4 separate regions of the Homo sapiens genome follow, and all the other regions are linked to region 2. Evidence: chromatin contacts called from ENCODE Hi-C or POLR2A ChIA-PET data. All regions are on one chromosome and are shown on one strand. Each heading gives the region's core, a stretch centred on a gene start or an enhancer-like site at or near the end of the contact. The rest is flanking DNA. Distances are from core to core; before and after follow the strand shown.

Region 1 (7,223 bases), core at 1,675-4,174, 2.0 Mb after region 2:
CAACATGGTGAAACCTCGTTTCTACTAACAATACAAAAATTAGCTGGGCGTGGTGGTGCGTGCCTGTAATCTCATTTACTCGGGTGGCTGAGGCAGGAGAATCGCTTGAACCCGGGAGACAGAGGTTGCAGTGAGCCGAGATTGTGCTACTGCACTCCAGCCTGGGTGACGGAGCCAGACTCCATCTCAAGGAAAGAAAAGAAAATTTCAGAATAGATAAAAAAATAAAATCGTGTAATTATAAAATATTTACAGTTCTAATAAGATGAAAAATAATATGAAATGAAAAGTAAACTGCTGCTTAAAATAATAGATTATATTGTCTTCATGATGCAGCTATAGAGACGGCTCTCATTTATTGAAAGTACTCGTGGGGTTTTTTTGGAGAAAAATAATTGATGAAAAGTAGTATCGCAACTTATTTAATCAAATCTGAAAAGGAAATGGAATGTGAGGGGAGATATGATGATTCCTTCAGGGGATCATGAGATTGAGAAAATATTTCTCTTTAAAGGGAAATATTTGAGCAGTTTAAGTGCTACTAGGAAGACTTAGGAAGGTAGAAGCAGTTAAAGATTCTTGTTTACAAGTGCATAACTGGGAGAGTGAAGTTCCTGAGAAGCAAGTTGCCTCAAAACACAGTATGATTGTTCAGTTTTAGGAGTAGTCAGAAAGACATTTCCCATGGTTGTAACAGGAAGAAAGGAGGTAAGAATGGGTATAGATTTTCACACATTTGTAGATTTGGGTCTCAGAAAGTTGAAGGTGTTCCTGTCAGAAATCTTATGTTTTCTGTGAACTAGAAAATAAAGTCATCTTCTGAGAGTAAGAATGGAGATGGTTGTTGCAGCGGATTAGAGAAATCCTGAAACTGGGAGAAAGGGCTGTGGAGCAGCATTGAGGCCCAGCTAGACATCCTACATTTAAAGTATTTGCACAGTGCTGGGATTTTTTTCCAGCCCCATTCTGCAGCAATAGTGCACCAAGGGATGATATGGACATTTGCACACATACAAGTTTGGGAGATAGAACAAGAGGCAAGGGAGTTGAGGACACTGGCAAAAGAGTGATTTCAGTGATGAACCTGCAGTCTAATCTGTAGAAAAGATGGGAAGACTCAAAGACACTGGTCCACAAGCAGAATATCGAGGTAGTGGATGAACAATCCAGAGAGAGTAGACTGGCTAACTGAGGGAAAGGACTTAAAAAGAGAAGAGCAGAGAGCCAAAAATGGACCCTTAGAGAACATCTGTCTTTGGTTGGACGGGATCCTCCCCCTACAAAACAAACAAACCAACCGGGGGAAAAATAAAGGGAGGGGAAGGGAAGCATAAAATTAAAGTCAGAGAAATATCACAGGAGTTACTAGAATGGTATCCATCCTATTTCCCTTGTTCAAGAAATGAATGTATTTCTTTATTGTTCATTGTAGAAAAACGAAGCACAAGGCTTGACTATACAGTGGCCACTCAATAGATATCTGCTGAAGAACGAATGAATGAATAGTAAATGCAAATTTCTTATTCAAACCTTAAAAATATCCTCTATTATCTGTCTTTCTAGCTGTTTATTTTTCCTTAAACAGCCTATACATAGTTGAATAATTACTCTGGGAAGCAATGGAATTGTAATTTGTGTTGAAGCCAGACACAATTTGGTTCAAATTCTAAAACTACCAGACACTAGACTGATCATGGCAATGTCTGACAAAAGTTTTCCTCCCCTACCTGCTCTCTCCCCTCCCTTTGGGGATTCGAAGGTAGAAGATAGTAAGAACAAGGCCTTTCCCCAAATAGCAGTTTTATCTCCCAAGATGATCTGGATTTTAAATTACTATGTGCAAAGTTACTAGGGATGCAAAAATGAATTAAAACAGATTTTACTGTAAAGGAATTTTTGAGTCTGATGGGGGAGTCAGACGTAGACATAAATACAAGACAAGACACGGCGAAAATCCTAAACATGAAGTTTGCAAGTTCCAGGAAAGGTCTAGGAAATAATTATCTCTAAGGAGTGGGTGGGATTAGGGAGGTTTTATAAAAAAAGTGACACTTGAATTGGGTACTGCAGGAACAGTCTAATGAAAGGTAAAGTCAGGGGGCTGGAAAGTTTGGTACCTATTGAGGCAGACAACAGCATTAGAGATCTATTACTTTAACAATTAATTGTTTTGCTTCTGCCTTTAGAAGCTTATTTATAGTTTAATAGGGAAATAAAACGAGTATATAACATACATAGAAAACTAGTGGGCTTCACGAAAAGCATTACACCCCGTTTTGAGGATTCTTCTGAATTTTAAATTCTGATGCAGTGTCCTCCCCCCACGCCTTAATCCCGGAAAATAAGTGTTCAGAATCACGTCTTAGAAATATGAACCATAAAGGACAGCATTTAAGAGCGACATCCTGCATTGCGTAGATTCAATTTCAAATTACTGTACTTAGCTTCTATGAGCCTGTTAACTTTTTAATAAAATGAGGATAATACTTTCCTCAAAGAATTGTTAAGAACGACACCGGATAAAGAATGCATGACAAACACAGCACCTAGTATCTATGTCCTAAATTTACGTTTAATTAAGTAGATTGGTACGTGCAGTTTAAAAGAGGTTTCACCAGGCAGCACAGTTCCCCTGGCTGTAGGCGATAGACCACGCCTTCCTAATCAGCGGGCGCATTCCCTGACTTTTGCGGAAATAGCGGTCCAAAACCGCGTCTAGCATTAGCAAAAGCACGTGGTCTCCGTCTCCCCGCAACAACAAAAAAGAACAGTAAACTCCGGCGCAGGCACCTCCAGTAGAGGGCTTGTTTTTAAAATCCATCCGAAAGGGCCAATCAGACGCGGCAGTCTGAGTGCGCAGGCGCGGATTGGTCCGCAGCTACTTAGAGTGACCAATAGGCGTGGAGGTAAGTTTGGTTGAGACCAGAAGCGGGCGAATTGGGCACCGGTGGCGGCTGCGGGCAGTTTGAATTAGACTCTGGGCTCCAGCCCGCCGAAGCCGCGCCAGAACTGTACTCTCCGAGAGGTCGTTTTCCCGTCCCCGAGAGCAAGGTGAGCGTCCTGACTGGGTCCGGATCCTGGCCCTGGCGGCGGGCGGTAGGCGGCGGGCGGCGTGGGGGTGCCGCTGGCTTTTTGCCGGCGGGTACTGGGCGGGGAGGCCTCTGGGATCACTCTCCCGGCCCTGTAGGTGCCGGGGACCGCCCCCTCCCACCCGACCGAACTGGAGAATCCGCCCCGGGATGTGGTTCGTAGGGGTGTCTGCGCCCTTCTGCTCGGGTTCAAACTGGTCTCGGATTAGTGTCCCAGACCCTACTCGGTCACGGACTCACACTTTAGGGGATCATTTTCTTCCTCCGTAAAAGAATTGGAGATGACTAGGTATTTCCAAGCCGCCTTCCCAGTCCCGTAACCAACCTTATTGAAATTCAGGCCCTGGTCCTTTGTTTTATTGAGTAGATGTAAGCTTGAGTTTTGATCTGGTTGGCGACGTGGGGTGCCTATGGTTAGTTACGCGAGCATTTCTCTTTCCCCTCTCTTCTTCCTCCCGTCCACATTTTTTTTTTTCTTTTTTTAAATAGAGATAGGCCTCCCTATATTGCCTAGGCTGGTCTGGAACCCCTGGGCTCAAGGGATCCTCCCGCCTTGGCCTCTGTAAGTGCCAGGATTACAAGCATGAGCCACTACGCCCGGTCCTCCCTTCCACATTTATTTGAACGCGCCTGTGTGCCCGGCTCGGCTGTGTAATGAGGACCCAGAAATAAAAGGCATGGGTCGTGTCCTTGAGCCTGACCTAGAGGAGAAGGCAGGGTTATCATTCTCAGACCCAGCCTTGGTACAGTGCACGGGGACTCTGGCTTTTTGGAGGAGGTGGGGAATTCTGACAACGGGAAAGCAGTGGTGGAGGTGGGGCAGGAGGAGGTCACACAAGAGCTTCCTTGGGGACTAAGGGACTGGGTAGTTCGGGCATGAAGAGTGCCCTCCACGTATTTAAGAGATAAAGATACAGCATTTTCTGGAAAGGACAATAGTCCTGCAAGTCCTCCATGCAGGAACCTTCATCCAGGGCTTTTCTTCACTCCCCACCTCGATTCCCTGTTCCTCAAAAGTAAACTTCTGGGTTTATTTTTTTGTTCTTTTGCCCCAATGGCCCAATACAGGTGGCTGATAGCTGATCCCTTAATGGGCCAAAATCTGCTCTAATCACAGTTAGCTTGGTCTACATCTATATTGTTCTCTATCTTAGACTTTGGAATGGAAAAGCATTCAGCTTGCCAGTCTTCTTTATGTTTATTCCCCTCATTTTCTAATCATCTTTCTAAATTGCTCCTTTTTATATTCTGTTGGCTATAGCATCTTGATGTAATGATTTCAGTTGCTGGCTGAATTGTTTAGGGCAATTACAGTTGTGTGTCTCTGGGTACAGTTCTTTGACTCCTGACAAACTAGATTGGAATGGAGGATATTGAGACAGGGTCAGTTGTCCTTTGTTGGTTGAGAGGCATGTGACTCCTTTCAGTAGTTTTGGGATAAATGGGAGTGGAATACAAGATGCTGTGTTCCAAGAACTGAGAGCTAGAAAAAAAAACAAAACTGGTAGCAAAACACAGCTTTCCAGGGCTTTGATATCCAACTTATATGTTGTCTAAGACCTTTGCTTCTCCCTCTTAATTTTTTTTATTGTTCTTAGTACTTTCATGAACTGCTTATTGTTTTGATAAAAAGTTTCATTGATAAAATCGATTGAAAAAAACCATTAAAATGGCCGTTAACTTTATTTAGTAAAAAAACAAATTCTCAAACTCTTGCCTAAGTAACTGGAAAATGAATGATTTTTCTTTTTGTTTATGTTCTGAAGGCTAAAATAAAGGAAAGTTGCTATATTTTCTTCCAGCTGATTTCTATTTCCTAAGATGTGGCTGAGAAGGAGGTAGGCCACTTCACCCTTTGTACCATAGGCTGAAATATACAAGTGAAAAAGTGTTTTTAAAAAGTATGTAATAGCTAACATATATGGAAAGCTTACCAGGAAAGCTTACTGTTTCTAAGGCCTTAGGAAGTCACCATCATTATTATCCTCATTTTACAAACAAGGGAAACAAGGCATAGAGCAGCTAAATAACTTGCCCAAGGTCATACATCCGTAAGTGCCTGAGCTAGAAGAATCCGCTTTGTTTTTTTTTTTTTTTAAATTTTAAATCTTTAATTTCTGTTTTCACGTATTTTCTTCTTGCTTCCAAAAGGAAAGGAGTGCGTAGCTCTGTTGCCTGTACATCGTCCACAGCCCCTGGGTTGGAGCGGGGTCCCCTGGGCCGCCCGGGGGTCCACATGCAGCCCCTGGGGGGCCGGCGCGGGGTGAGGTCCGGGGGCTGCCTTATTGCTGAGGTCTGGCCGGTTGGTGCCGCCGCTAGGCGAGCTGGCTGGCAGCTCCTGGGAGATGAAGCGACGCAGGCCCTCCAGGTACTGGCTGTAGAGCTCGATGTCGTTGTGCCTGGTGCCCTCCACCCACAGCGGCTCCACCGCCTTGGGGCAGCGCTCGTAGAGCGCCAGCCCGTGCGAGAAGTCGATCACCTCGTCCTCCGTGCCGTGGATGATGAGCACGGGCGACGTGATCTTGGACACCTTCTCGATGTTAGGGAAGGCGTCGAAGCAGTAGGTCTTCTTGGTGTCGGGGAAGGCGACGCGCATGCCCGAGGTGAGCGGCGAATGCAGCACCACCGCGGCACACTCGTAGCGCGAGGCCAGGTCCACGGTGGGCACCGTGCCGATGCTCTGCCCGTACAGGATGATGCTGTCCGGGCTGATGCCGTACCTGGAGGCGCCGGAGCAGGGTCAGCCGCGGCCTCCGACGCGCGCGCACCCTTCCCGCCAGCGGGCGTCCCCGGGCCCAGCTCCGGATGCGACCCTCCAGTCTCCCCACTCAGCCAAGTCAGTGGGTCAGGCCCAGGCTCCACACCAGTCCCGAGGGCCACCCCCAGCCCTCAACACCGCGGCGGTGGGCGAAGCCAGCGGCCCCACCCCGTTCCCTGGCGCTGCCGTTCCCTGGCGTTTCCTAGCTAGGATCTGTAGGGATCCCGCCTACGGAGTGGCCCTGGGGCGGAGGTAGGGGAGGCCCTGGCGCCTCTCCTCCTGATCACCCCTAGGTGCACACTGGGAACTGTGTGCCCCCCACATCCTGAATGCTTCACGCCTTCCTGCCCGGGTTAGAAAGCCGTTCCTGGTGCACTGGCCAGGACAGCGGACACTCTTCCTCCCTGCAGCCCTTGCCCACCCCCTTGGCCATGAGGAATTCAGGCAGCTGTGTCCCCAAATGTCTCCACCCAATTTTGGACTCTCGGAGTCCCCACGCCCAATGAGATGCCAGTGCAACCCAGGTCAGCATCGAGGGTCGTGGCTGCGGAGGTGGCACCCCCTCCCACCAGCACCTTCCCTTGGGAGTGGACAAGTCCTCGGCCACCTCAGCATCACCAGCTCCCACCCAGGGCCACCCCCACCCCCAGGTCACTGGTGTGCAGCCCGTGACCCAGCTGATCCAGCACCAGTTACAAGGCCTCCTCGTGCCCAGTCCCAACCACGCGGGACCCACCTGCCACCCTGCCCATGCCGGGACCCCACAACTCTCCTCCCACACGCTCCAGGCTCTGATCCCAGGCAGATGCCCTCTTGCAAGGCAGGAGCATGGGCAGGTGTGCGTCCCCTCTGCCTGGCATTCGGACTCCACCAGCAGGGCTGTCCCCCTCCCTGGCCTGGAATCCCAGCCTCCTGGCAGCACTCCACAGCTCGCCACTCACCCATGCCCCAAAGGATGCTGCCTGGCTTGTGCCTGTGGCCCCAGCTCTGCCTTAGCCTCCCTGGCCTGCTCCCTGGCAGCCATGGTCAGTAGTGTGCTGAGCCAGCCCAGCCCTGTCACCTGCTACCAGGCAGGAGCCCCCAGCTGCCACCTGGATGTCACCACTCAAACGAACAGGACACATCCCCAGTGGAGGCCCTGGGCATGCTCTGGCCTCCCCCTCACAGCTCTGGGCCTAGGTTCCTGCAGGACAAAGTGGCAGCAGGACAGATGGCCGAGCAGACAGAGCTCAGAGCTGGCCATGGCGGGTGTGACTCTGCCAGTGGCCCAGGCAGTAGAGACAGGAGGGGCCGAGGAAGTCGCATGAAGTGGTTGGTGTCAGCGCCCCACACTGCTGGGAGGCCCCTGGAGCCAGGGTGGTGCCAGGGGACCAGCT
Region 2 (7,217 bases), core at 2,852-5,351:
TCCCCATCTCTCTTAGGGAAAGTTGCCAGAAGCTCATAGGGTGGCTTTGGCAGAGGGTCCCCATTCAGGACCGTCAGAGCTCAGCCCAAGGCTCCTCACTTCAGAAAAGTTGGGAGCCTTAGAAACGGGGAGTGCCTTGCTCAAGAATACCAAAGACAGAACCAGACCCCAAACCCAAATCCCCTGCTCCTAGCCCAGGATACTTGGCAGGGCCATCCAGCATTGAGGAGAGCCCCAGGTGTGTGGTGGAGTTGCTGTGATGGGGAACGAGGATGGCTTTCATCAGTGTCTGCCTGGGCTCTCACTCCCGCCCCCTCTTGATTGTCATTCCTGGAGATCGCTTGACTTCATCCACTATTTTCCACTGACAAGTGATACTGAATGAGTTCCTGGAGAGATTCAAGGGTACCTCAGAAAGCTTCTCTTGATTCATAATTAATTAATGATACCACTACTGAGGGCTGACTGGGTGCCACATCCTCAGAGAAATGTCACAACAATCTTATGCATTAGGTGCTATTGTTAGTGCCATTTTTCATTTGAGGAAATAACTTACTTAAGGTGACACAGCATCTAAGTGCTGAATCCAGAATCCAAGTGCCTTCCACACTTTGGTGCCTACTGTGTGATGCTGCCCCTGTTTCCTGACAATGCCAATTTTGGACACTATTAAACTAGCAATCCCCACATTCAAACTGACTTTGTAGAAAGAGTGAGCTTCGGAAACAGAATAAAGTATAAGAAAATGGACTCCACTCCCGTTCCAAAGCGAAGAAGTAGGTTGAGCCAGGCAGACAGAGCTGCTAGTACTCTGCCGCTTCTCTGGCAGATCTTATCTTGTGTTTCTAGCATTCTGGGCACGAATACAGTCTTAGGGTTTAGAGAACAGAGTAATGGGGCAGAGGAATGTGGGAAGGGACTGTGCACTGAACTAAGAAACTGCTAGAACCTTTAAATATCTCAAACTTTTTTGTTTTTTCTTTTGCGTTTGGCTCCCTGCAATGTTTTTCTGTTTAGATTTGGTTGCCACGAGTGGGCTGTTTTTAGTTGCCTAGTTCCTTCCCCTCCCCTTTTAATTTTTTCCCTTCCTTTTGCACATGTCCCAGCATGAAGTCTCCAACTCTTATCTCACTCAGCAAAACATACCAAGGCTGATCTGAATGTGGATTCCCCAGGCAATTCACCATCATAAAACCTCAGCAATCTTCAAGTCTCTGCTTAACCCTCTTTCATTGAGGATTAACCCCTGAAATCACCCTAGCCAGGGCTTCCTTCTAAGGCGAGACAGCCATTCTTTTGTTTGCATGGAGAAGAGTTTTGGTGTGGAAAGCTTTTCTGTCCCCTCCACTTCATGGCACTGCCTGTGTGTGTGCTGAGAGTGTGCACACTGGACATTGGTGGCATTAACTGAAGTCAGGGTAAAATAAGGATGCAAAGGACTCAGATGTTGATCACTCTCCTGTGGCAAAGACCTCAGGGGCTCTGCCTTGCTCTGTTCTTTTCCAGTCTCTCAATTCAGCAGGCATTTCACGGTTCTCCTGGGGGCTGAGGGGAGGGAGGCAGGCAGGAGTAGTTTTCGTTTTCCCTGGGTAAGAGTTTCATTCAAGTGGGAGTGGACTTAGTTCTCTGTCAAGATTCTTATCACTTTTCGGGTTTAGAATATCAGGATCAGACTTCCGTGAACAGCTGACAGCATTTCTATCCAACTTGGAGATTCCAAACTAAGAGTAATTAGAATGAAGCAAGATTGATAAAAAGAACTGGAGGCACAATGGTAATAAGAATAACCCGACCGGGGTGTTGGGGGCTTCTCCCCCCACCCCAATTATCCTTCCCTTGCATTGTTTTGTGGAGGACGGTCTGGCTGTTTGTTTACTTGACGCCCTAAGTTGAATTTCCCCTTAAGGACAGGAGCAGATCTCCACAGATCTGGCTTGGGTGTTTTAATGGAATCATAGTTCAACCTGTAAACTGGTCAAAATTTCTGTTTCACAGCAGAAAGAGTAAAAAGCTTCACGTGTTCTCCCTCCTCTCCTTGCTTCACTTTATAATGGTGCTATTTATTCCAGAACAATCTATAAGTAGATAAAATAGCTAAGTAGAGATAACAAATAACTTCATTCAAATGCAAACACTCCTCCACCTAATCCCGCCCGGTGTCCGCCGGGCTGCTCCGACACGCCCGGGGTTTACCTGCGCGCACTCCAGCGGGAGGGCGGGTTGTGGAGGTGTGCTGAGCGGCGCGCGGGGGTGAGGGCGTGGAAGCGGAGGGTGGGGCCCGGAGAGCCGTTACCAGGGCGAAAAGTAAAGCGAAAACACCCGCCCTGCACTTCCCGCGCGACGCCGCTGGAAATCGGTTCAGGTCCAGAGCAGGATCTCGGAGGATCCCGCGTGGAACTCCAGGGCTCCCGGGTCCGCCGGGGCGCAAAGACTTCCGAGGCCGCCCTCCGCGTGTTCCCAGGCCCGTGGAGAGGTGGGTGGTCTGAGTGAGGTCGGGCTTGGCGGCGAGGAACCCCGGTGGGGGGAACTGGGGACTTCAAGTGAGACCCAGGCTCCAGACACCTCTAGTTTCTACCCCAAATTACCAAACTGTGACCTTCGGCCGCCTCTCTCCCAGAGGCAGGTGGAAAGGAGCAGGTGTTTCTGCCCTTCACCGTGCCCCCACACCCTGCGGCCGCGCAGGTCTCCCTCCCAGGCAGGTGCGAAAGTCCCAGGCCACACTTGTGTCTACAAATAGTCATCCACGGGCAGTCAAGAAGGTTCCTTGGTTCTGCCGCTCTCTGAGCAGAAATTGTTGGGGTCGGGGAATAAGAACCAGGAAATCGTTTTTAAGGTTCAAACCCAGTTCTGCTGAGGTCTCAGCTCGAATCTCGGACCACGGGGCCCCGCCTTTCCCGCCACCCTGGCTTGAGGGCAGAGGGGATTTCTGCTGCGGGTTCCGCCTGTGGTCATTGCGTCCCCATTCCGGGCCGTCCGGTCCCAGTCCAATCGGCTCTGGGAGCAGAAGAACACGTGAAAGCTGAACATGGGTTTTCCCTAAATATTGCCTGAGAGCGGGGCGACCCCCAGGCCTGGGCAGGTTCGCGGACCCCAAAGCACCTTCTCTTTCCCCCTCCTCCTGGCCGCTGGCTTCCGCCCCCTCCTACCCTCCCACCGGGTTGCCTCTGATTCCTCCTGGACTCCGATCTTTTCACGCTCTTGTTGGTTTCACTGACATGTTCTTGTCAATTTCAAACGCTTTGTGATTGTAAAAAAAAAAAAATCGAACCGATACGGTCCTACCACTCGCCCTAGTTTCGGAGCCCGGAGCTGTCCTGCGTGTGCGTCCATGTGGAGTGTCCGGGGCTGCGGGCTCGGGCGCACGGTGCCAGCCGAGGGCTGCCCTCCGCTTTTGTGTTAACCGGCGGGCTTCTCGCGGTCCCCGCCGCAGAGGTCACACCCGGCGGGTAACGGCGTGGATACACCGAAGGGTGACTTTGGACACCTTCCCCACACCACAGACTAACGCTTCTGCCCCTACTCCGCCCCTGCTAGAGAAGTAGGAGGCCAGTGGGGGAGGGGGTATTTTCCTGAAGCTCCAGAAAATGACCACGCATTTTAGAGAAAGGTCGTGCCCGCTTCCCAGCCTCACCTAGTCTGGGCTGGGGCCGGGACCCGCCTCCCCACCTTCCCCGCCCCCCCCGCTCTTCAACCTAGCGGAGGGACAGATGCCAGCGCGGTGGAGTCATGCCGCTGGCTTGGGCACCATTGGTCATGCCTGGAACACGCAGCAGCGAGTACGCACATCTGGCGGCTATCCCGGGCGGCTCCGGTCCTGATATGGAGAGAGAGGGCGGGCTGGTGTGTGTCTCAGTGAGCGAGGCTGGGGGAACGCGCCTGGGCTGGCTCCTCCCCGAACTTGCATCACCAGTGCCCCCTCTCTCCACCCGCCTTCGGCCCCGCCTTGGCCCCTCCTCCACCCCCCTTCCTCCGCTCCGTTCGGCCGGTTCTCCCGGGAAGCTATTAATAGCATTACGTCAGCCTGGGACTGGCAACACGGAGTAAACGACCGCGCCGCCAGCCTGAGGGCTATAAAAGGGGTGATGCAACGCTCTCCAAGCCACAGTCGCACGCAGCCAGGCGCGCACTGCACAGCTCTCTTCTCTCGCCGCCGCCCGAGCGCACCCTTCAGCCCGCGCGCCGGCCGTGAGTCCTCGGTGCTCGCCCGCCGGCCAGACAAACAGCCCGCCCGACCCCGTCCCGACCCTGGCCGCCCCGAGCGGAGCCTGGAGGTGAGCGCTGGAAGCCGAGGGAGTGAGCGCGACGAGGGCTGCTCGCCTTCATTCCCTTCGCGCCCCTCTAAGTAACCAGTCCGCCGACCCCTGACCCACCCCGGATCCGCGCCCCCAGCCTCCGGCTTGGAAATAACTCTGGCTTAAACTTCTTCTAAGCCACCGCTGCTCCTCGGCGCTTCGAAAAGTTTCCCGCAAAGCGAAAGAACTAACTTTCTCTTTTGACTTGGGGCGCGAAAGGTTCCTGGTGACGGAGGTCGGGCGTCCACTCTGCCGCCAGCCTCGAGCGCCGCTTCTCTCCGCCGACGGCGCTGGCTTGCCCGGCTGGGAGAGGGCGTAAGGTGGGTGGGCGGGTGCGTTGGGGTGTCCGAGGCTGCCTCGCTCGCCGTCCCGCTCCATCCCTCGCTTCGAGACACGGCACTGTGGGAGCCGATCCTTCCCGGGTGGGGGGGGGGGGGCGCAGAGAGGCACGAAGGCCGGAGGCTTGCGGGAGGGCTGCCCCACGCGCCGAGAGGAATGAATGGGGAAGGGGCGAGAGGGCGGGAGGCGTCCCGGGCGCGGCCGCTGGGGGTCGCCCTGGGTACCCCGCAGCACTGGCGGCAGGACCGTGAAGGCAACCCCGAGAAAAAGTTAGCTGGGATAAGCTTGGAAGTGGCGAGCGCTGGTGTCGCGCTGTCCCGGGGCGGAAGACGGGGAGGGCTCCCGGCAACGGCTGGTGTCCGGACCCCGAGCCCGGGACTCCCACACACCTGGGACTCTCACTCTGGCTTTTCCTTCGGCGGGTCCGCGGGAGACCCACCGTGGCGGGGAAGCGAGGGTGTGGAGCCACTTGTGCAGATATTTGAGAGAATGGCTTTGTGGTCTAGTGCCAGGACTCTGAGCGCTTACACTGCAATCGATGTCGTTGGGCCTCAGTATGCGGAGCCGGGAAATAAGGGCACATGGGCAGTACCGGCCCCCTCTGCGTGTTGGAGGGCACAATGCAGTGGTTGGACCAGATAACTACTAAGGTCCTTTCTGTCTGGAGATTTTCAGATTTTGGAGTGGTGTAGTGGGGAGAAAAGGAGCCAGTGAGGGGACTTGAATGGGGTGGGTCTCTATCTAATGTCATTCACCAGTGTCCAGACAGTGGGGGAAAGGGGACTTTTCTGCAGGGCATCTTTTCCCTCACCAGCTTTCTTTCCACTGGATTCGTTCTCCTTCTCTGCTCCCCCCACTCCCATTTTCATTTCTCATCTACTTCCTTTCCTCCTAAACATTTTCTTTTCCCTAATTTCATTGCATAGGTCACATATGCTTTCTTACAAATAAAATAGTTACTAAATCCTTGATGAACCCAGAAAGAAAAGGAGAGCCAGAAAATCTGGATGTTCTCTCAGTGTACCCCTTTCGTTGTAGGTGACAGTCATATCTTCTGTTCGAAGTTTCTGTCTCTGTAACTTAAAGTGAAGGCAAAAAATTGGTATTACTGTCCCCATTGTTTTGCAGTTAGCATTGGTTGTAGAATAATGCTACAACATACAGGCTCCTGCTTTGAGGATATCCTGGGCAAAGATGGGATGGGGTGAGGATTGCAGTTACTGTCGGAATGGTTTCAGAGACAGCAAAGAAGGCAGCACCCCACGCCCGCAGTGGGGATAAGATACAGCACCCAGCATCTGTGGCAGTGATGGGAGCCTTCTTTTTCTCTCTCTCTTCCTCCTTGCCCTTTAGCCATTATAGAATTCCTTTTTCTCCATGGCCGTTTTCTTCGATAGCCCCTCCCTATCTCAGTCCTGTCAAAGTCTCCTCTGTGATTGGTACCAGGTGCCAGGACTCTTGACCCCTTATCTACCTGGCTAATGGCTCTGTTCTCTGGTTGCCTTGTTGGTTGATCCCTTGAGGCGGTCGATACCTATTGGTGATGGAGCAAAATGAGCAGTCGGTGGGTGTTCAGCAGCTTGGCATGGGCTGGGCCACTCACCAGCTTTATGACCTCAGGCAAGTCATTTTTACCTCCCTGGACCAATGTACTCATTATGAAATGAGAATCTGACCTAGATGATTCTAATATTGAGAGGGTGTGATTTCCATTAGATAGAGTCCATGATTCCTTCCTTTTTAAAATTGGCTGGGCATGGGACAGGGCCAGTGGCTTCGAGTGTTTACCCAGCCAGGGGAGGAGGAAGGACATAGCCAAGATGCCTCAGAAGCTTTCCAAGGGAGAAATGGTTTATATGTGAGAATTGGTTCTCTTTCAAATATGTAATGCAGAAATGCTGGCATCAGCAAATAGTGGGGTGAAACCTACCTGGTCTGTGAAGAACTTGGGGTCAATGAGAGTACAAAAGAGGCTCTGACTGACCTGAATGTCTTGAAGGTTCCAGTTAATTCCTCACTAACAGGGCTTTATTGAATTGATAACAACAGAATGAGTTTTTCCTGAAATGGAGAAGATGGAGTCACAGTAGTAATGACTACCCGGTGTGTATGTAAATCTCATATGTCCTTCTCAACAGCCCTTTGGGGAAGGCAGTTTTGATCTCAAATTACAGAGGAAGAGAATGAGAGGCCCAGAAAGCCTAAGTGATTTGTTGGTGGATGCTCAGCTTATGAGTGGCACTGATAGGCTTAGAAACATTGTCTCTGGCCCTTGATGCCCAGCTTTGCACCTCTTCAAGAGGTCTGGGAGGAAGACCAAGATATGAAGAGTTAGTGAAAGGCCAGTACTGGCTTCCTAGTAACATAAGATGGTTAGCAAGCAATGCTTAGTGGAAAGAGGATGAAAATTAAAAGTGAAAATTCAATGTAGCTGTAGCTACTAGGAAATAAAAATCTGGGAGCTGAATTTCCAGTTAAAGGAATACATGAGTAAACTTTCACTTTCTTGAAAATGATGAAACTGCCAATGATACAACATGATTTCTGATTGGAAATAATCAAGCAGAAACAAAATGCAAGTTCTTG
Region 3 (7,253 bases), core at 3,294-5,793, 1.0 Mb before region 2:
ATGCTGGTGAACATGTCCAAGTTTCAGATTAACTTTGGTAGAATAAAAAGTTGAAATTCTCAAAATAATTTAGAAATGTAGTCTCAATATTATCATACAATAACCTAAATATTTAGTTTGGTAAACTTTCTTCCTTGCTCTTACTACCCCATTTGCCCCATTGTGTGTAAACTGTAGTTCAATTTGTTAATTATCTTACTGTTTAATAGCCAGCAATACAGAATACAGGATAGTAACTGATCTTATTTCCTACTAATAGCCATGAGTCACTCTTAAAATATGCTGCCATTATGCTATGTAATGATCTCAAAGGGCAATATCACCTAAAATGTCAAAGGAAACAAACTGTTGATGATTTTAAAGTTCTATCAATTATAATTCTAATAAAGTATAACACTGGGGGAAAAGAAAAGCAGAGAAATTCCAGTAACAATTTTATTTATCCCCCTAATTTTTATCATGGGAAAAATCCAGAAATCAAATGTCATTATGTTATATAAGGTTTAACTTACTTTAAACAAAAATGTAACATAGTGTTAAAACTGGCTTTCCAAAACAGTCACAGCATAGCTGTACTCTGTACTAATAATCACAAAATTGTAATATAGAACTCTGTTATGCAGTCCCATTATGTTCTTACAAAAATAGAATTAAACTGTGTGACCAGACAAGGACTTCAATTACACTACTTGGCAAACTTAGAATTTCAGTGGAGTCTTTTTCCTCTTGCAGTTTAAAGCAAAAGTCAAATATCACATCTTTTTCAAGACTCACAAAGATGATTCAGGTTGTTTGTTTGGCATGTTTTTAATCTCTATCACAACAGCAGGGATGTTTTCAGCTTTAGTCCTCCTGGGCTTCTTCTCTAGATTGTTACTAAGTTCTAAACAAGAAATGCTAACTGCTGGGGTCTTTTCTGCATCCTTTCCAGAAGGGGCTTGTGGTAGTGTCCCACAACATTGCTTCAAAGCACACTGGGTTCTGCAGGCAAGTTCACACGGAACTACACTTGATTTAGAGCCTACACTAGCAAATTCAGGCTGAATGGTAGTAGCGTGAATTCCGTGATTATGAAAAACGTCTTTAATGGTTTTAGCCACCTCCATGTATGATGTTGGATCTTCACATTTTATGTGAGCAGTGGCAATGATTCTGCTTCCAGCAAGTTGCCAAACATGTAATTCATGAACTTCCTCAACTCCTTCAACATTTCGAAGTTCTTTTATCAAATTTCTGATATCAATTTGTTTAGGAACAGTTTGTAGAAGAATAAGAGCAGATTCCTTAAGTAATGGATAGGTTGTGTAAAGAAGTATACAAACCATTACAACACAAAGAGTTGGATCTAAATATAGCACCCAGCAAGGACCAGCCTCATAAACTGATGCATGAGTACTATTAATTATTTCTACAAATGCTTTGCAGGGGTCAGGGAAACATGGATTCACACAAAAATCCCCTTCAGAACAACCTTTCCAAGAAAAGTAAAAGACTAAGGCATTTACTACTACAATCACTGAACCCAAGGCATCTCCAAGGACATGCAGAAAAACTCCACGCATGTTAAGTTGTCCAGCCCTATCTTCTTCCAGTTCCATATGGTCAGGTTCTCTGACAAGATTTCCATTCACTTGTACTTCCACTGTATCACCACTTCTGGGGTTTTCTGGGTCTACAAAGAAATAAAAATTTTATATCAAATACATTTAAAGTGTTTATATAAACATCCTTGTCTAATTCTTTTTAAGTGGTGATGAAGGTGAAAATTTTTTCAGAAAGTACAATTAAAAAAATGTGCTCAGAGCAATTTAATATAAATTGACATTCTGGGAATGAGCCAGGACATAATAGCCAGGGCTAAATTAAGTCATTGTGATACTGCTTCTTCACCCTCCTAACCACTCTCCTGCCTCCTCCTCTCCAAAATAGTGTATATTTTCTATGGGGGTGGAGTCCTGCAACCATTCTGCTATACTTTATGGTATATACAAAGGAAAACATAAAATTGAATGCTAACACCAAAATTAAATGCAGCTAGGAATAAGTCTACTAATACAAAATACCTGATTTGACACTCGGGCACTCTCTAGTCACTCTTTGTCACTGAGGCCAATTGCTTGAGAATAAAACCAATTTTAACTTTTAAACTTTTATTATGAATATAAAAGTTTCTTGGTAGGGGGGTTTAAAAACTGACAAATCAACAATAAAAATCAATAATCACAGAGATTATTAGAAAAATTGAAACTAAATGACTACCTGCCCTACTAACTTTTAAATCAAAAGTATTGATCTTTTCAAAAAGTATTGATCAAAAGTATTCAAAAAGATAAAAAGTATTGATCTTTTGAAATTACACACCAGAGAAACTTAATTTTCTTTGGAATAACACCTTGCCGAGTGGAGTGAGAGGAAAACCAATTACTTATTAAACCTTTCCAATGTACAACTTGAATTTCACTAACTTCATATTCTGCACTCGAAAAGGAAAATTATGTAGCATAATTTATAATGATACAAGGTAAATAAACGTAAGTGAAGGAAATAAGACCAAATTGTTAAGCACCATTGAGCTTGGGTAGTAGGACACTGGTTGAGTCATTTCCATCTCCTTTCTTTCAACATTTATTTTCAAATTTCCTTCAAGAGCACTTAATGTTAAATATAAAAAGCATCCACTAAAAATATAAGATGAATAAATTACCATCACTTTTAGTTCAGTACGATTATGAAAAGTCCTGGGAAAATGTTAAACATGCCCAGACAGGTCCTAAATCTATGATTTCCAGGATTAGGGATCAATTAGCTGAAGCATACACTGCTGTTCATAAAAGAAACCTTTAACCAGGGTTTACACGCTCTGAATGCATATTATGAAACGGAGTTCAATGGGCATAAGAACTACTTTGGCAGAGCAAGGTTTCCAGCACCCAACTACTGGGGACGAATTGGGGATTCTCTCCGTTTCCCAAGAGGGCCAAGGAATTGAATTGGGAAGCATTTCTGACGCTGTTATAACCATAACCAGACAAGTCTCCAGCAAAGTTGCTGCAGCCTGTAAAGACAGCCAAGTGCGGGTGTGGACTGCAGCGGGATGATGATCACCTCCTGACCCTTTTTCTTAGGGTCTGACCCACAGCCCCCACCTACAAATATGCCAGACGCGTCGCCGGCTCCTTGCACCCGACTGAGGGGGTTCTGATTTCCTGGAGCAGCAGCGGGGCGTGTGCAGGACGGGGAGGGAGCAGGCAGGGGCGGCGCGGCGCAGGCCCGCTCGGGCAGCAGGGGGCGTGCGGGCCACCCCGCCGAAGGCCAGGCGAGGCTCTGGGCACCCCAAACCCAACCACCTGCGGCAGCGACTTTCCCGGCTCACCTGCGGGGTCCAATTTCAGCCCGTTGGAGTTGCTGGTATTGGCCACCAGGGTGTTGGTCTCCTCCTGGTCGGGACCCTGCTCGCCCGGGGCCACGTTGATGTCGCTGCTCCCGGGGCGGGTGCTCTTAACGCGAGGCCCCTTGGGGAGGCCGTGGCCGTGGCCGTGACCCCCGTGCGAGTGGCCGTGGCCGGAGTCCTGGCTGAAGCCGCTGTGATGGTGGAAGAGGCAGAGCCCCAGCACGTTGACCAGCAGCCCGGCCACGCCGACCCCAAGGACCACCAGCGGCTGCTGCATCTCGTGCGGCTCGATGAAGCGCTCGATGGCCTCCAGCAGGATGGCGAAACAGAGGCCAGTCAGGAAGATGGCGTTCACCAGAGCCCCCATTACCTCGGCTCGGATCCAGCCGAACGTGTTCTTCTGGGTGGCGTGGGTCCGCCGGGCGAAGCGCTCGGCCACCAGCGCCACCACCAGCGCCAGCACGTCCGACAGCATGTGGAAGGAGTCGGAGAGCATCGCCAGCGACGAGGTCACCCGGCTCACCACCACCTCCAGCACCATGAACATGAAGGTCAGCGCCAGCATGCACAGCAGCCGGCCCCGGTTCCGACCCCAACACCCCATGGCTGCGGCTGCGGGGCCCGCCGAGCCCGGCCCGGAGACTGGTGCAGCGGCGGCGTTGGCGGGACGCGGAGGGTCGGCGACCGCGACACGGAGGAGCGCCCGAGTCGGGCCGTTCGGGAAACCGCTGAGGGGCCCCCGCGGCCGCACGGGGACAAGCCCGGGTCAAGCCGCCGAGCCCCGCGCCTGTGGGCGTTCTCCGCCAGCCGGCGGCGCCGCGCCGCGCAGCTCCTCAGGCGTCCGTCCTCAGAGCCGGCGCCGAGGCCCGGCTCAGCCTCAGCAGCCCCCACACCCAGGCGGCGGCGGTGGCGGGGAGCTGGGCTCCCGGAGCCGGGGTACCAAGAGCCGCAGCCGGAGCAGGAGCAGGAGGGCGGCGGGCGAGGGCGGCAGGAGAGGGCGACGGGCAGCTTCGCGCCGAGAAAGCTCCGAGCATCTGAGGGCTCTGCTTGCTGGTCTCCTCTGCGGCGGCTGGACTGAGGAGCGGATGGCTGAGGAGCTAGAGAGGCGGCGGCCACGGCAGCTGCACTCGGCCCGGTCTCGGGCGCCTTCTTCGCCCCCCCGCCTTTGCAGACGGTTTACAAAAAAACTTTGCTTTGCACTCGGAACCCCCGTTTTCACACGGACCCGAGCGTGACAAGGCCTTGCCGCCCCGCCCACCAGGCCCGGCACGCTTCCCCATTGGTCAGGACCCCCTCACGACAGCCTCGGCGTCCCGCCCAGCCACGCTCACTATTGGATGGAGCCTCGGAGGGGCGGGAAGGGGGCGGGGTCGCGGCTCCAACAGATAGGGGCGGGGCCTTTTCCTCCCGGAGCCGGGCGTGGGCCGGGGGGCCGTGGCCGGGTGCAGCGGCGGGCGAATTGGGGGCGCGGGCCGCGTGCAGCGGGAGGGGGAGGGGCTGGCCGGGTCCCCTCGGGTGTGGCGGAGTCCTGGCCTGCGGACCATCGCAACTCCCAGCACACCTGCGGGGGCCGGGCTGCAAAGTCTGCAAACAGACTTTGATCCTCCGAGCCCAGTCCACGTGGGGGCGGGCCGCGCGGCGGCTGTGTGACAGCTCGGCGGCGGGGGAGGGGCCGGAGGGGAGCCCCTGAGCGCGGGGCCCTCGAGTACTCGGTCCTGTCGGAGGAGGCCGACAGACGCATAAACAAGTGCGACTGTAACTTGGGACTCTGCTGGACGCCGAGCTGAGGAGTTAGTCCTCCCGAAGGTCTGCTAGGGGCGTGGACCGAATCTTTGTACATGTTTTGGGAAAGCCAGTTTCTCCTATCACCATCAACCCCTGGAGACCTTGTGTGAACTCAGGTGTCTGTCACTGATTATCTAAGGACAGTTCAGGGTACAGACTTCAGGCAGGAGAAACCTGGGCTCTGCTCCTTGCCTTGTCAATAGCCAGCTGTGTGGCTTTGAGCAAGTCACCTAATCTCTCTAGACCTGTTTCCCCATCTATAAAGGACTGGACAAATGCAACTCTGAAGATCCCCGTCTGACTCCAAAATTCTAAGGCTCTATGATTTAACATTTATTTATAGACTACACACGGTGGAATCTTGTGCTGGTTGCTATGGGGAGGTGGAGGGGCAGTAAGAATACAAAGGAACGAGTTTCTGTCCAGGTGGAGGTAAAATATAAACACGACATTTTAAAATTACGATGGAATACTCTTGATAAATTGTGCTATTTTAGACTGAATACATAAGCACTGTGTTGTGGGTGGAGATGAGTTGATCTGGAAAGGAACAGCTTGCCCATCTAAGGTGGGGTGGTGGCTGGAATCAGAGTGGCTTAAGCTGGACCTGAAAGGCCTCACCACAGCCCCTGCGCAGCAGAAGGACCTCCCCACCCACTGCCCTAGATTACTACTGGACAAATGCAGTGCCAGCTATTGCCTGGAGATGTGTATACAAGGCTTGTTTGGAGCTGTTATTTTGCATTGTTTTGGTATTCTTGTAATTCCTATGAAATTTTTTTCACTTGTATGTAGTGTGTTTCTAGTCTCCCCATCCAGACTGGAGAGCTGGATCCTCACCTTCTGTTTCTGTTTTGCTGGAATATAAAGAATGGAGGAAAATTTTCAAGACATTATTAAGGAAAAAATGATAGAATTTGATGATTAATTGGGTATTGGGAAGGAGGAAGCTAGGTAGGAGAACAAAGATAGTTATAATGTTTCTAACCTGACAAGGAAAATACTGCCTTAAACAGGTGAGGAAGTTGGGAAGGGAGGCCAAGAAGCTGATTTTTAGGAGAAAATATGAACTCCATTTTTAATGTGCTTAATTTGAAGTGAAGTCTGGGTTTGGGCAGTGCTAAAGGGTGGATTAATGGGTTTAGGACTTCCATAACTTCCTCTCCTTTGATATGGATGAGTGACAGTTTTCTGATCATCTGTAAACACAGCTTCAAACATCCTATCAACTAGCCCCTCATATACAGAAATTCGGAAGCCACTTATGGGTCAAGATATCCTCATGGAAATGGCCTAGAGGCAGTTTGAAGACCATTTTGCTTTCTACTAAGGGCTGCTGTGCCTCGCTTTATTTAAAAAATACATTCCTCCAAATGCGAAGATTTGATACCCAAAGAAGAACCAATAAGAAGATGTAAAAGTCAGTGATGCTTGCAAACACAATAGCAATCCTTCAATAACTAAACAGACTAAATTGGGAGATTTTTAGACCCATATAAAAACAGGTTCAACTCATAGCCGCTTCTGAAAACCTACTTTGTGCCTGCATTTCAGCCATTTCCCAGACAATGTGCTTTATTCCCTCCTGGTGGGTGGTTGGGGGCGGGGCAGAGGGGGCAGGGAGTACATTTTCCAGGTTCTAGAGAAGTTATAATCATGTTCTCTGGAGAGAGTAATATTTACCACACAGCAGAACACTTCAGTCAGACTTTGTTTCCCTCTAACATTGTGTAGGCAAAAGACTTTGGTACCTCAACTCGAGCTTTTTCCCTTTTCATCTGGTTGTCCTAGTAGAGTGTCAACACAGGCAGGAATAGATTAAAATGAAGGGACACTATACTGTTATTCACCAACACCCCTGGAGGCTGTGGCCCTGGGTTGAGTAAGACGGCTTGGCTTTCTCTTCTTAATGTTTGAGAAATCTCCTGATAACTTGCTTAGTATCCAAACTGACTAAACCCAGCATACTTTAAAGATGAGAGAATAATGCTCTTTTTGGAAAAGAGACTGCCAATTTGAATGAAAGTCAAGGGCTTCAGACAAACTGCAATCTCAAAGCCCTCTGGACCTCTCCTTG
Region 4 (4,837 bases), core at 1,591-4,090, 1.4 Mb after region 2:
CACTGGAGGAGGTACACAGGCACACCAGGAGGGACAGGGCCTCTTGGGAGGCGGCTGAGGGCGTGAAGGCAGCAGGCGGCCACACATCCGAAAGGGACTCCCTGCGAGCGGGATCGAGCGCTTAAAACCCTGCCACAGCTTGGAAGTGTAGCGGTGCCCAGAGGCTTTGCGTAACTTTGCCCACTGCGCCCCCGCGTGCAAAGGTGTCCCCTTCACACTCACACCCTCACCCCATCTCACTCCCCTTGAGTTGCGGCCCGAGACTGCCTTTGTACTTAAGCGACAGCAAAAGATATGTGGATTTGAACCAAAGATGGTGGGCAAGAGTGTTGTAAATTGTGTAAATTCCACTCGCGGGAACCCCCAGATACGTAGGGAGAGCACCCCTTTCTCGCCGAAGGCATCCCCTCCGTTTCTCTCAGCCTTTGGGTTTCCAGCTTCTTCGCTACTATGGACTGAAGAAGACAAAGCACAGCCAAATCAATGTTTTGGGTGTTTTTGTTTTTGTTTGGTTTTTTTAAATCACGGCCTCTCCAAATGCTAACCCTCAAAACGATGGGTGGGGTTGGAGAAAGGCAAGTTATGTCAGGGAGCACCCCTCGGAAGGCGCGCGCGCGGCCTGGCCGGTTCCTCGCCGGGCTCTGGGCAGCCGGGCGGAGTGGCTAGATTATGTAAGTAGCAGCCCTCCATGTGCTCACCACCATCTGTTAATATCTTGGTATTGGAAAGTTCGGTGCCTGAGGCAAAGCCAGGGTTGGCGGCGAAGAGCTCCCAGCCTACACTTCACTACTCCAGGGCAGGGAATGTACTTCCCTTTGATTGTTTTCGCCCACTTCCATAAAATCAAGTAGTAGTGTGTCCCTTCAATCACTGACAACCTCCTCATCCCCGCGGGTGTGTCTTTGTGGGCGAAGAGTGATTTTCTTCGAGGTCAACTTATTGTAATTAGCCCTTTCGATGAAATTATATTTTCATGACAATTCTGCGCTCCTTAAAGCAATGTGGCAGACTCTTATTTGGGAGTGGGTTCTTTATCATTTTAAAAATTACTTTCTTTCTGCCAGCACCCCTGGATCCAAATTCTTGTAAGGGTTATATTTCAACTTCTTTGGAGTGATTGGCTTCTGTTTACTTTGAAAGCTGTTGGTTAAACAAACATCACTCAGGAGGCTTCTAAGCAGTGGGGTTCCCAGGAGAGAAAACGCTGCAGCTGCTACTTGCTACTGATCTTGTGGCATTTCACTTCCCCCCCATTCAGAACAAATCCAGGTTGGGCTTGGCGTCACACTGAGCACAGGAGATGAGAGTGAGAGGCCGTCAGTCAGTTTTGCCTCTAGAAAGCTTGCAGCAGGCAGGCCTGCACCCTGGGGTTGGTTTTCCTCTCTTCCCTTCTTCAGGGTGCTGATAGTGATGGTGGTAGTGGTGGCGGTGGTGGTGGTGGTAGCGGTGGGTGGCTGACCTGGAAGTCCTTAGGCACCCTTTTCCAAAATCCACGTCCACTTTTGCCTCTCAACTGAATCTGGTTGTAATTCTCAGAATTGGTTTGTTTAGGATCTGATAACAGTTGTTTGTAAGGTTTTAAATTACTTATACACACTGTCTTCCCTCCTGCCCCCACCTAACAGCTTTAAGAAAGAACAGGAGGCGTGAGCATACACCGAGCAAATGTCAAGGCGAAGTGTATTTAACCCAGAACCAGATGCATGGGTGATAACTGCGAGTTTGTCTAAGAACACACAGATCACCCTTCAGATAAATAAGTAAATGCAACCTGCACGGATAGAGTGTGTTACAAGACCGGTCAGAACTTGCGTTAACTTCTAAGTTACTGGGGTTGTGTTGGAAGTGGGGCGGAGGGAGGAGTTGTCTTAACCCTAGGCTTGGCGGCTGGTTTCAGAGATGGAGCCAATATCTAGGCGACTCCTTGTCTCCAGGCTTCTCCCCTATCAGAAAACAAAGCGGGAGTCGCCCGAGATAGGGGGCTCGGGCCTCAAGTCTTGTCCAGGGCAGCCCGAGACCCAGGAGAATGCCGCAGCTCTAGCAAGAGAGGTTGCCAGGAGCCTGGCCTGTACGCCTCCCCGACAGTAGAGGACAGGACACGGGACAGGGCTGCGCCGAGGCAGCTCACGGAGCTGGGCTGCGAACCGATCTCGCTCGCCTAGCGTGGCGCGCGCTCCTATTTCAAGTCGCCGCTCCTGCGCCCTAATGCGGGCTGCGAACCGCCGCGGCAGAGCGTCGCGAGCCGGGAGCCTCTGCCGCCGAGGCTGGGGGTGGGAGAGCTTCCTTGTTCGGCAAGCGGGTTACCCCGACTTCGACTCAGGCCTGCTTTTGCCCACGGCGTGACACAGGACTTACTGGGGTTCTCAGGGAACTTTTCCCGCCGCCAGTTCCCGGGCGTGGTGTGTGCAAAACGTGCATTCAAGCGCTATGTGCAATTGACACAAACTTGTGGGCTAAAGTGCAAGCCATTTTTTTCGCGTTTGAATCTTTTTCTCTGTCCCTGACTCCTTTCTTCCCCCTACTCCCCCCTCCTCCTTCTCTGCTCTCCGCCCTTTTAAATGTCAAACTGAGCAGATGGTTTTAAGGTGTGGAAAGGTATATAGCCCTTACTCCTACCAGTTTATTTGTGGGCTGGCGCTAACTTATATGTACAAACCAAGATTCTTAAAGAAAACTAGTAGGACGAAAAATAAGAAAGAAAGTAGCTTTGATCCATTCTCAGATCCCAAGTTTCCCCGCTCAATACACCCGCTTACCTCGAAGGGACCCAACCAATAGAAGCATTATTCCGTCCTGTATCTAATGGGCATGTTGATTATTTCTGCTCCCAGCCTCAACTGTCACATCCCGGTTAGAACACCTGATACAACAGTCAATAGTTGGAGGTGTGAGTGGTGCGTGTGCGCTCCTCTGTGTTGCTTCCGTGATAGACGCGTGGGGGGAGTGTGTGGGGGCGGCAAAAGGGGAAAGAAGAAGGCTGGGGATGCTCCCGCAATCTCTTTTCTTATCGCCGACACCTAACCTGACCGACCTAATTTTTTTTCTCCTTTTCACTGTTTGAAATTCGTGCCAAAAGTTTCCTGCCGGGATAGACTCGGACATACTAACATCGCTATTCTTATTCAAAGGGAGGGCTTAATATCCTCTTTACGGTTTGGTGAATTTGAGGCTGAAATTGTAAATTCCCTAGGAAGGAGTGTGTGTGTGTGTGTGTCGCAGAAGACATTGGTAGTGTTTGGCCAGTGTACTTGTAACACACCTCATAAATACCCTGTTGTCACGACACAGCATGATTCAACCTTTGATCTGATTAAATTTGAGGGACACACGAAGACTACTTGTCCTCCTCCTACTTACAAAAATGAGTGTCTAATAGACTATGTATGAATGTTTCTGCTTCGCAGCTCTTGCAAGTCCCAGCTTTTATAGGATCTTTAGGTCATAAACGCGGCTGCTTTATTAAAAGCCGTTTACTGTGCCCGGTGAAAGGGACGTTCTAGCTGCGGCTGAGGCTCGCTTGCATTTGTAACTTGCAAAGCCCAAGGAGATCTTTAAGAGCCACATTATCTAAAGAAATTTTGCTGGTTATTTTTCAAGCAAGAAATGTCAAACCAAAGTAAATTTTCTAGGGCTTTATTTTAGAGCCTGCGATTTATGCGTTTGAAATTTCTTGCCTAATAAACTTTAAAGTTTGTTGCCCAGGCGTCAAAACTGTGTAAATCCTGTATTGAACAGCTATCTTTGGTCTTTCTGGGGCGAGTGAATTAGTGAAGGGTAATCGCCAGATGTTTGCAACATATATATTTTTAAAGGCTGCTTTACCTACAATCCAACTAATGTCAGAGGTAACCAAGGGTAAATATTCCTCTTCCTGATAATTTGGACTGGAGATAAACTGGGACTCAGCCAATGTTGATCTTCGTCTAATAACAGATGCAGCGGACCCGATGTGAAACCTCTGGCACCTATTATTTTAATACCAAACCTACCTGTATTTTATTGTCCACCTCCCCTTTAAAAGGAACCAAGGGTGACACGTATCCTTGACACTACCTATGATCGTTTAAAAAGTGGAATGATTTGCAGATCCCCCCCTCCCTCCTCCTATGCCACCCCCACCCCTAAAACCCCCACTTTTTCTCCCGTATACTTTTCCGTGCCTTCCTCCACCCAAGTCGGAGGAGCGCTCACTCGCTCGGCCACTCGGCGAACTCGATCAGCTGTATCTGGGAAATGAAAAAAGAAAAAGAAAAAAAAAAAAAAAGACCTGCGTCCTGGAAGAGCTAGTGTGAGCCGGGCGCCGCTCGCGCCGTCTCCCGCTTTGCATAGTGCCCGCAGATGGCTCGCTCCGGCCCAGGCGCGGCGATCCAGTCGTCCCGAAGCTGTGGCAGGGTGGGGGTGGGGGTGGGGGCCGGGGATGGAGGCCGGGGAGGGGGAGCGCAGGGCCCCTCTCCCCTCCTCTCTTCCCAGCCCCTCACCCCCACCCCTTTTATATTTTTTTTTCCTCCCAAGTTCTCTTGCCTTGCTATCCCCCCTTGAATCCGAAGGCGCCTCGCGATTGGGTGCTGGGGCCGGGTACGTCAGATAGACTGTGACGTGCAGTCTTCCTGTTTCCTTCAGCTGTGTCTTAAAGTAAATCTTGTTGTGGAGCGGAGCCCTCAGCTGAGGGAGCGCTCTGAAATAATACACCATTGCAGCCGGGGAAAGCAGAGCGGCGCAAAAGAGCTCTCGCCGGGTCCGCCTGCTCCCTCTCCGCTTCGCTCCTCTTCTCTTCTTTACCCTTCTCCTCTCTCCTCCTCTGCTGCTCTCTCCTCTCCTCCCGCTCTTCTCTCTCCTC

Evidence for each region. A loop is a pair of places that touch in the nucleus more often than their neighbours do. ChIA-PET counts read pairs that join two places held with the same protein, here RNA polymerase II (POLR2A). Pooled maps may share reads with other maps.
Region 1: a pooled map shows a loop between it and region 2 (7-fold over the local background). The contact joins the promoter of CENPF here to the promoter of ATF3 in region 2. A Hi-C loop is called at or near these places in 1 of 168 maps with a recorded cell type or tissue (naive thymus-derived CD4-positive, alpha-beta T cell), 1 of 37 single-sample maps with no recorded cell type and 4 of 50 pooled maps. POLR2A ChIA-PET finds 5 or more read pairs at or near these places in 1 of 52 experiments (PC-3).
Region 3: a loop to region 2 is called in a pooled map, with 10 times the contacts of the local background. The contact joins the promoter of SLC30A1 here to the promoter of ATF3 in region 2. A Hi-C loop is called at or near these places in 3 of 37 single-sample maps with no recorded cell type and 17 of 50 pooled maps.
Region 4: a loop to region 2 is called in a map of CD4-positive, alpha-beta T cell, with 8 times the contacts of the local background. The contact joins the promoter of PROX1-AS1 here to the promoter of ATF3 in region 2. A Hi-C loop is called at or near these places in 1 of 168 maps with a recorded cell type or tissue (CD4-positive, alpha-beta T cell) and 5 of 50 pooled maps. POLR2A ChIA-PET finds 5 or more read pairs at or near these places in 3 of 52 experiments (Caco-2, H1 and WTC11).

What each region holds. Positions count from the first base shown.
Region 1 is chr1:214,600,271-214,607,493 of GRCh38, forward strand. It overlaps CENPF (centromere protein F), which reads left to right and starts at 2,925. Exons shown (of 20, transcript NM_016343.4): 1 at 2,925-3,051. It also overlaps the pseudogene ABHD17AP3. RefSeq lists a silencer at 2,819-3,028.
Region 2 is chr1:212,604,660-212,611,876 of GRCh38, forward strand. ATF3 (activating transcription factor 3) reads left to right here and starts at 4,102. Exons shown (of 4, transcript NM_001674.4): 1 at 4,102-4,271. RefSeq lists silencers at 2,194-2,373, 3,764-3,973, 4,594-4,733, 4,744-4,923 and enhancers at 2,770-3,727, 3,728-4,685, 4,424-4,483.
Region 3 is chr1:211,574,618-211,581,870 of GRCh38, forward strand. SLC30A1 (solute carrier family 30 member 1) reads right to left here and starts at 4,544. Exons shown (of 2, transcript NM_021194.3): 1 at 3,374-4,544; 2 at 1-1,672. The coding sequence starts at 3,995. The coding sequence ends at 771. RefSeq lists silencers at 3,174-3,523, 4,024-4,333, 4,574-5,133 and enhancers at 3,634-3,743, 3,716-4,217, 4,218-4,717.
Region 4 is chr1:213,983,313-213,988,149 of GRCh38, forward strand. PROX1-AS1 (PROX1 antisense RNA 1) reads right to left here and starts at 2,841. Exons shown (of 6, transcript NR_037850.2): 1 at 2,757-2,841. PROX1 (prospero homeobox 1) reads left to right here and starts at 4,661. Exons shown (of 5, transcript NM_001270616.2): 1 at 4,661-4,837. RefSeq lists enhancers at 141-827, 828-1,513.